Linked DNA regions of Homo sapiens: region 1 is linked to region 2. The links are chromatin contacts, found by Hi-C or POLR2A ChIA-PET in ENCODE. All regions are on one chromosome and are shown on one strand. Each heading gives the region's core, a stretch centred on a gene start or an enhancer-like site at or near the end of the contact. The rest is flanking DNA. Distances are from core to core; before and after follow the strand shown.

What was found. A loop is a pair of places that touch in the nucleus more often than their neighbours do. ChIA-PET counts read pairs that join two places held with the same protein, here RNA polymerase II (POLR2A). Pooled maps may share reads with other maps.
Region 1: a pooled map shows a loop between it and region 2 (9-fold over the local background). The contact joins the promoter of TOX4 here to the promoter of CCNB1IP1 in region 2. A Hi-C loop is called at or near these places in 1 of 168 maps with a recorded cell type or tissue (ascending aorta), 2 of 37 single-sample maps with no recorded cell type and 13 of 50 pooled maps. POLR2A ChIA-PET finds 5 or more read pairs at or near these places in 1 of 52 experiments (GM10248).

What each region holds. Positions count from the first base shown.
Region 1 is chr14:21,475,674-21,480,148 of GRCh38, forward strand. It overlaps TOX4 (TOX high mobility group box family member 4), which reads left to right and starts at 1,522. Exons shown (of 9, transcript NM_014828.4): 1 at 1,522-1,611; 2 at 1,823-1,891. The coding sequence starts at 1,606. It overlaps RAB2B (RAB2B, member RAS oncogene family), which reads right to left and starts at 1,286. Exons shown (of 8, transcript NM_032846.4): 1 at 1,154-1,286; 2 at 855-926. The coding sequence starts at 1,199. RefSeq lists enhancers at 703-822, 1,403-1,472.
Region 2 is chr14:20,331,831-20,336,547 of GRCh38, forward strand. It overlaps CCNB1IP1 (cyclin B1 interacting protein 1), which reads right to left and starts at 1,449. Exons shown (of 7, transcript NM_021178.5): 1 at 1,424-1,449. RefSeq lists an enhancer at 1,219-1,528.

The DNA.
Region 1 (4,475 bases), core at 272-2,771, 1.1 Mb after region 2:
ATCATTAGCCCCTATCGCAAAGTGAGAATTCGCTCAATATTCCCTTTAAAATACCTTTTAGTTGATACTGCCAAATCCTTTTCTAACCCCATCAATTATTTGACTCTAAATAAATCCGTTAGGAACAGTGGTAGCTTCAGGTTTCCATACAGGTGGGACTTGGAAGTAGCAATATGGTAAGAATGGGGATGTAGGGGTTTATTTAGAAACTGCATTTGCATGGCAAGAAAGCTAGTTTCATATATGTTGTTTATTTGGACTGGGGTTACGGAGATAACGAAGAGGGGGTAGTTAAAAGCCTCTTCAGGCCATGCCTTATCACAAACGTGTGGGAAAGGTTAATATTTTCCAGGATCGCCAGTGCGTTTGAGGAACTGTTAACACACTCTTTCATTTAAAAGGAAAGTTTTTAGTTTTATTTGCCTATTAATTCTAAGGCAGGGATGACTCCTCAATTTGCTTCTTCACCAATATAAAAAATGTCCATGTATTGGTGTTTACTTTTTAAAAGTAAGGCTGGTATTAATTTACCTCAAAGCACAGATGAGTTCATAAATAAGCAGTTATGCTTTCGTGGGATTTTCCATAAACATACAAATTGTATTTGAAAAAAAATTATATGACGAGTCTATACCTCACACTCTAAAAAGTTACCTTTCAATTATATACTCTCCCTTACACTACTCCCCACATATCAACGTTTCATTGGTCACTTCATTAACATAAGTTTGGACTAGTTTAAAGTAGTGAGGGGTAACTTTTTACTTCGAACACTGAAGGCTGCTAACTTTCCACTTTAGCAATTTAGCTAGTCAGGTTTTATCATCTGTTCTGGAACAAGTAGATGCACTTACCTATTGTGAGGTCGTGGACAGGCTGGAACCGCTTATCTGTAAACTGCAGGAGGAGACATGACTTCCCCACACCTGAAAGAGAAAGCACACTCCCGGAATCACGCAGCCCTGGAACACCTTCCAGAGTATGGACTTCCCGGACCAGAGAAGGGGGGCTCCCGAGCCCCGCCCCCGGCCGCCCCGAACCGCCCCGCCCGTCTCGAATCGCCCAGCCCACAAAGTGAGCCCCGCCCCCGCCACCCAATTTGGGAGCTTCGAATGCCCGCCCGAGCCTTGAAGGCGAACCACCTGAGGGTTACCTGTGTCTCCGATGATGATATACTTGAAGAGATAAGCATAAGTCATGGTGTCGCGTCCTCTGGGTTCCGGGTCCGCCCGACTTCTATAGCCACTTACCTCCGACCTCTCTAGCCACTCAATCTACCGATCTTCTTCTTCTCCCCCTTCCCCCCGCTCCCCCGCCCCTCCGGCTCCTCTAGCCCAGATCACGTCTCTATTGCACTCCCCGGAATCATCCTTAGGTCGGGAGTACCCTACGCCACCTCCAGGGACGCTTCTAGCACTTCTACATGCCCTTATCCCTCCAAACTCCAGGGGGCGATAGCCCAGCGCCTGACTCTCTGCAGCCCCACGGCGCTCCTTCCAATCAGCAGAGAGAACACACGTCCTTGCGGAAGTGACGGCAGTTCCGAGTCCAGTGGGGGCGGTGGGAGCGATGAGGGTCTGAGACGGTGGGAGCGGTTGTGTGAAGATGGAGGTAGGAACCTGATAGCTAAGAAGGCTGGCGAGAGAACGCGGCCGACCGGGTTGAAGCAGGGACGGGAAGCCGGGCGGAGAGGCGACTGACGGGAGAGGAGAGAGAGCGGGGTTTGGGGAGTGTTGTCAGAATGTCAGGGTCAAAAGCCATCGCTCCAAGCTGACTCCCTGCTCCCCCTAACTTATCCCCGCGACTTTCTTTTGGTTTCCAGTTTCCCGGAGGAAATGACAATTACCTGACGATCACAGGGCCTTCGCACCCCTTCCTGTCAGGGGCCGAGGTGAGCCAGAGCTGCCGACGCCGCGGGGGTAGGGCCTGAGGCAGCGGTGGGGTAGGGTAGTGGGGAGGAGAGCACGGACTCCGGGGACGGGGGCTGGGAACCAAGGGCCGCAATTGGTGTTTAGAGAAAAGTGGCGGTTGCTTCTAGAGCCTGTGGGGACTATCTGGGGAAGTCTTGGGAAGTTGCTGTCATCAGAAAGCAAGGTATTGGAAAGAGATAACCTGTTTAAAGAGAAAAGGGATTCTGGATTAGAAGACAGAGTGGAATTGTCTCCTTTCTCTGGGGAGAAATAGCTACAGTAATCTTAGGGGATCGCAGTGGAAAGAAAATGTTTCAGCAGCTGAAGAAATTGGGGTTGAGGGGAGGAGCTTATTGGTTTTCTTTTGTTTTGAGACAGAGTCTCGCTTTATCGCCCAGGTTGAAGTGCAGTGGTGCGATCTCGGCTCACTGCAACCTCTGTCTCCTGGGTTCAAGCGATTCTCCTGCCTCAGCCTCCCGAGTAGCTGGGATTACAGGCGTGCGCCACCACGCTCGGCTAATTTTTGTATATTTAGTAGAGATGGCAGTTTCACCATATTGGCCAGGCTGGTTTCGAACTCCTGACCTCAGGTGATCCACCCACCTCGGCCTCCCGGAGTGCTGGGATTACAGGCCTGAGCCATTGCGCCCGGCCTAAATTTCCTACTTTGATAAAAAATTTGTGGTTACCTTTACCTACATGGTGTCAGCTTGTTTTGCTAATGTCAGGAGGAAAGGAAATAGCTGCTAGAGAATATAAAAGAGTTGAGTAGGACATGTGTTTCAATTTGCCAGTGACTCAGACGTTGGGCACATTACTTCATCTTTGTATGTCACAGTTTCCCCAGCTGTCAAACAGCTGTAATTATAGTTTCTTATGCTGTTTTAAAGTAGAAGTAAAGGTTATGATGAAACCCTGAAGTGTTCGTTAAAAAAGTTTGGTTGAAATATTGTCATAATATAGATATGTATCACTTGTTTGGGAGAGGCAAAAGAGAATGGTGGAACAGACAAAAATTTCTGTCTTTGAGAAACTGAAGTCTTGAACCATCTGCCATTTTTTGAGGACTTTTATATTTATTTTCAAAAGTGGTGTGGACCATTTGCATCAGTTTTTTTTACCAAGAATTGTCAGTGGCTGTTGCATGGGCTTATCCTATAATCCTAACGTTTTCATGGATGAAAATGGGGTTGACAAGGGCCAGTTGCTAGTTTAACTTTTTTTTTCTTTCTTTTTTTTTTTGAGACAGTCTCCCTGTAGCCCAGGCTGGAGTGCAGTAGCACGATCTTGGCTCACTGCAGCCTCCACCTCCTGGGCTCAAGTGATTCTCCTGCCTCAACCTCCCAAGTAGCTGGGAATACAGGTGTGCGCCACCACACCCAGCTAATTTTTTTTTTTTTTTTGAATTTTTGTAGAGACGGGGTTTCACCCTGTTACCCAGGCTCTTTAACTCCTGGCCTCAAGTGATCTGCCCGCCTCAGCCTCCTAAAGTGCTAGGATTACAGGCATGAGCCAATGTGCCCAGTGCCAGTTTAACTTTTTTGTTGCTTTTATTTATTATTCTCATAAGCAGGATAAGTGTGAATCTAGTATGCAGCAAACTTTGAAATGATATAAAACCTAAATCTGGGCCCAGCACAGTAGCTCGTGCCAGTAATCCCAACTGTTTGGGAGGCTGAGGCAGGAGAATTGCATGAGCCCAAGAGTTCTAGACCAGCTTGGGCAACGTGATCAAACTCTGTCTCTATAAAAGATAATAATAATTAATTTTAAAAAAACAGGTGAGGCGGGGTGCGGTGGCTCATGCCTGTAATCCCAGCACTTTGGGAGGCCAAGGAGGGCGGATCACGAGGTCAGGAGTTCGAGACCAGCCTGACCAACATGTGAAACCCCATCTCTACTAAAAATACAAAAATTAGCCGGGTGTGGTGGTGCGCGCCTGTAATCCCAGATACTCAGGAGGCTGAGGCAGGAGAATCGCTTGAACCTGGGAGGCAGAGGTTGCAGTGAGCCGAGATTGCGCCATTGTACTCCAGCCTAGGTGAACGAGTGAGACTCCATCTCAAACAAACAAACAAAAACAGCTAAAATCTGCTTGGTGCTTTGCACTCTTAGTTGCCATTTTCTTCTAAGTGAGATCTTCATTTTTAAATTTCATTATTTGAGTGTTGCAAATCTCACATTGGACTTACCTGCATGAAATTCCCAATTTCTCCTCAATCAGGTCTCCACAGTTTAAATTTTGTTATTTAGAGTGTTATAAATTTTACGTTGGCCTCGTTCATGAGAAAGTGCATTTTAAAATTAAATACAAGTAGCTTTCAAGTTTACCCACTGTTCTTAATTCTCTACCCCATTTATGAAGTTGAACAATCAAGAGGTAGCCACATTTAAAAAAGTGGTTCCTTTTTGCTTTTGCTTTTGTTTTTAATAGAGACAGGATCTCACCATGTTGTCCAGGCTGGTCTCAAATTCCTAGGCTCAAGCGATCCTCCCACCTTGGCCTCCCAAAGTACTAGTATTGTAGGTGTGAGCCACCATGCCAGGACAGAAGTGGTTCCTTTT
Region 2 (4,717 bases), core at 199-2,698:
GGAAGGATACCTACACATATTTGCTTATATGCATAAAATATCTTAGTAACACTGTTATGAGGGAGAGGAATTGGATGGCTTAGGGAAGGGGATAAGAAACTTTGATATCTTTTGAATTTTGAACCATGTGAATGTATTACCTATTCAAAAATATATATATATATGATGTGTATACATATATATATATATATATATATTTTTTTTTTTTTTTTTTTTTTTTTGAGACAGAGTTTCGCTCTTGTTGCCCAGGCTGGAGTGCAATGGCGCGATCTCGGCTCACCGCAACCTCCACCTCCCGGGTTCAAGCGATTCTCCTGCCTCAGCCTCCCGAGTAGCTGGGATTACAGGCATGCGCCGCCATGCCCCAAAAAATAAATTTTAACAATGCTTGAGAATTATAAAAATTATGGGAGGCCTACAAATACCTATTACTACATTCGATTAACTGGTTTATTATTTGTCTTTCTCACACTTTCTGCCTATAAGAATATCCAACACAAACATCACATTAAAATTAACATGTACCAAAAGAAAGGAATTCAGTGAAATGACATTGAAGGTCACTAAGCAAACTTTTTATGAGAAAACAGATATCCAAAATACTTGCTGTAAATAAATAAGTACTGCTTACTTCTAAAGGTACCTAACATTTATTACACACCAACTAGAGCCTAGTTTTTATATATTTTATCTGATCTTGGAAAGCTAAGCCTCGGAATGGCTCACTGCTTCTCCCAAGGTCACCAGAGCTGTAAACTGTGGCGCTGGAATTTAAATCTAGAGGCTTGCCCTGAACTAAGGTCCCTAATCTTTTTCCATAGCTTTTAAGGACACAATCACCACAGTGGCAACATTAAAAATTAGGAGCTCCTTTTAAGGCTTATCTGTCTTCAGAGTTTGCTGCCCAGGTTCACCAAGAAAGCCGAAATGATCTGAGCGAAGGCCAGGAGAAAGACAAGGTACGCTGCAGCTTCCACAAACCCAGTAAGGACCTGGGCCCTCTAGACACTCACCGGAGAATTAAACTCTACTGAGCTGAACGCCTTCTCCCGAAATCTGACCTCACCCAGGGAGATATAAATCAAAACAGCATTAGGATGATAATATCTTTCCCGCCAAGCAAAATGAAGCCGGCGTTTTCCAAGAACACACGCACTGTGCACATGAAGCACAGTCTATTGTTCCTGGGTCACCAGGACTCGGAGACGGAAGGCAAACCCAGTACTGCAGAGGCCCACGTGGAAACAAGCCAGGAAGAGCATTTCACTGCCTTCTCCCAACCTCCACACAGCCGAAATTAATCTCCTTGCGACTCACACACACTCCTATGCCGACTTGAAATAAAGGCCTGCCACCTGGGTATATAACTCAAATGGAAGAGAAATTCAAAACAATTAGAGAGCAAAATTAAGCGCACACTCACCAGCCCACCAAAACGGAGAGGGAAAGAAAGTGGAGAGACAGGAAGTCGCCTTGGGAAGTGTCTTCAGAACCTGATTGGCTAATGAGTTCAAGAGGATTCCCTCCTCCTTTACCTTAAAAGGTGCTGAAATGACGTAACCCACTCCACCCCTCTTTATGGACCAGTGATGCTTCTTGCACTATTTTTGGAGTGAACTTCTTAAACCGAGTTTCCTTTTGAGTTAATGTACTTAGGCAAAAACAGGCTAATTTAAGCTATTTATACACGTTGTTGTTTGCGTGGGCCTACTGCATTCTATTCTAAAGAATTTTCATCCCTTAAGGGTAATTTCTTATCCTTTGTGACCTCAACATGCTTAACTTATGCTAGGCAACAGATTCCATTATAAACAGTCTAGATCGATTCAAGTTAAAATTTACCTTCATTTTTTCCCCCCAGATCCAAAGCTGGCCTGATAAAATTTACCTTCAGGTAATCTTTGAACTAACAGGCTTAGTAGATAAAAGGTAGGTGGGTTAAGTGTTTTAGGCTTCAAATAAAATTTAGCTGATTTTGAATCTGAACCTTGCCACTTATTTGCACACATCTAAGCCTCAGTTCCAACTATAAAAAGAGGGAAAAAAGATGAAATCTTCCTACTCTGATGGTTATGAGGATTAAGTAAAATAATTTATATAATGTACTCAGTACAATGCCCGGTACACAGTACTCAACAATGTTAGCTGTTATTATTGTTATTACATATTTCTTGTTAGATTTATATTCCCAAGTAGACTATAAACAACTGGAGATCAAAGTGTACGTTTTACACATCTCCAGACAAAAACAATGACTTTCAATGCTGAGGACATAATTGATTAATCAATTATTTTGACTCCTCACATCGCCCTCCAGTTAAAGTATAGGTTCTTACTCTGTTAAATTTTTTTTTTTTTTGAAACAGGGTCTCACTTCGTGTCCCAGGCTGGAGTGCAGTGGTGAAATCTCGACTCACTGTAGCCTTGACCTCCCAGGTTCAAGCGATCTCCTGCCTCAGTAAGTAGCTGGGACTACAGGCGTGCACCATCACACCCAGCTAATTTTTGTATTTTTTTGTAGAGATGGGGTTTCGCCATGTTGCCCAAGCTGAAAGATTTCTTTTTAAGCCATAATTAGAGGACTCCCCGGCACAATATTCATCATTATTCTTAATAAATACTATTATAGTAATAGGGAATATATATACAAGTATGTGTTATATGTACAAATATACATGTAATGTGCAAATGTTTGAAGTATAAAGATTCAAGTTATATGGAGAAATGATACAACTCTAACTCATAGTAGTTCTCATTTTTTAATCATTTCATCCTATCCACCCTGCTTCCACCTTACTAGAAATTACCTATTCCAATCCACTTTAGAGTTTACCTGCCCCAAATTTCCCAACATTTAGCATCAAATGCTAATTTGTTATTTCATAATTGATTTATTGTAACTTCTAGAGTCAAAACATTTCTTGAATGTTTACTATAAATATTCAAGAAATGTAATATTCATTACCTTGTTTAATCTTCACATTAACCCAAGAATGTAAGCACTTTCATTATAACTATTTCACCAAAAAAAAAAAAAAAAAAAAGGAAACAGAGTTATAGAGATTAAGGAATTTGTCTATTTAGCAAGTGGTAAAGTCAGGATTCAGATCCCAGTTGCTATGGTTTGACTGTCCCCTTCAAAATTCATGTTGTCACTCTAGTTTCTCTTCATATCGCATAAATCTTTCACCTTTTACAAAATTCATGTTGAAACTTAATCCCTAAAGTGGCTGAAACTTAATCCTCATTAGAAGTGGGGCCTTCAAGAGGTGACTGGATCATGAGGGTTCTGCCCTCATAAATAAATTAATCTATTCATGGATTAATAGGTTATCATGGGAGGGGAACTAGTGGCTTTAAAGAAAAGGCAAAGAGACTTAAGGATAGCATGTTAGCAGTCTCAGCATCCTGGCCATGTGATTTCCTGCCACGCCTTGGAACATCACAGCGAGTCCCCTCCAGCAAGAAGGAGTTCAGATGCAACCCAGAGGCAGTCCTTAACCTTGGACTTCACAGCATCCATAACTGCAAAAAATAAATTTCTTTTTTAAAATAAATTACCCCACAGCCTAGCCAACATGGCAAAACCTCGTCTCTACTAAAAATACAAAAATTAGCTGAGCATGGTGGTATGGGCTTGTAGTCCCAGCTACTCAGGAAGCTGAGGTGGGAGGATCGATCACTTGAACCCGGGAGGCGGAGGTTGCAGTGAACCAAGATTGTGCCACTGCAGTCCAGCCTGAGTGACAGAGTGAGGCCCTGTCTCAAAAACTAACTAAATAAATAAATAAACCAGGCTTGGTGTGATGGCTTAGACCTGTAATCCTAGCACTTTGGGAGGCCGAAGCAGGTGGATCTCTTGAAGCCAGGAGTTCGAGACCAGCCTGGCCAACATGTCGAAACCCCATCTCTACTAAAAATACAAAAAATTAGCCAGGCATGGTGGTGCACACCTGTAATCCCAGCTACTTGGGAGGCCGAGGCAGGAGAATCGCTTGAACTAATGAGGTGTAGGTTTGGAGTACCGCTATACTCCAGCCTGGGAGACAGAGCAAGACTTTGTATCCAAAAAATAAATTAATTAAAAAACAAACTAATAAATAAGTGACCCAGTTTCAGGTATTCTGTTATAAGCAACAGAAAACAAACTGAGACAGCAGCCATCCAACTTGACAGCCCAAACTCAACCACCACATTGCACTGCTTCCTATATTGTGTGATTTCAGAAAACCTTAGAAAGTACAATATTCTTTTCAAATTCCCATTAAATATCTAACATTTCTTTATGATATTCTGTATTCCAGGCTTTAATACTTATAATAATCCATGATGAAATTCTCTTCAGCTGGTAACATCAAAATTTTGTGCTCTGTAAAATAACTTTGAAATTGTTTAAAAGTCGATAGATTCCTGGGGCCAGGTGTGGTAGGTCACATCTGTAGTCCCAATACTTGGTAGGTGGAGGCAGAAGGAGCGCTTGAGCCCAAGAGTTTGAGGGCAGCCTGGGCAGCATGGTAAAACAACTGTCTCTACAAACAATAAAAATAAAAAATTGCCAAGAGTGGTGATGCCTCTATAGTCCCAGCTACTAAGGTAGGCTGAGTCGGGAAGAGAGCATGAGCCCAGAAGGTAGAGGTTGTAGTGAGCTGTGTTTACACCACTGCACTCTAGCCTGGGCAACAGAGTGAGACCCTGTTTCAAAAAAAAGTAGATTCCT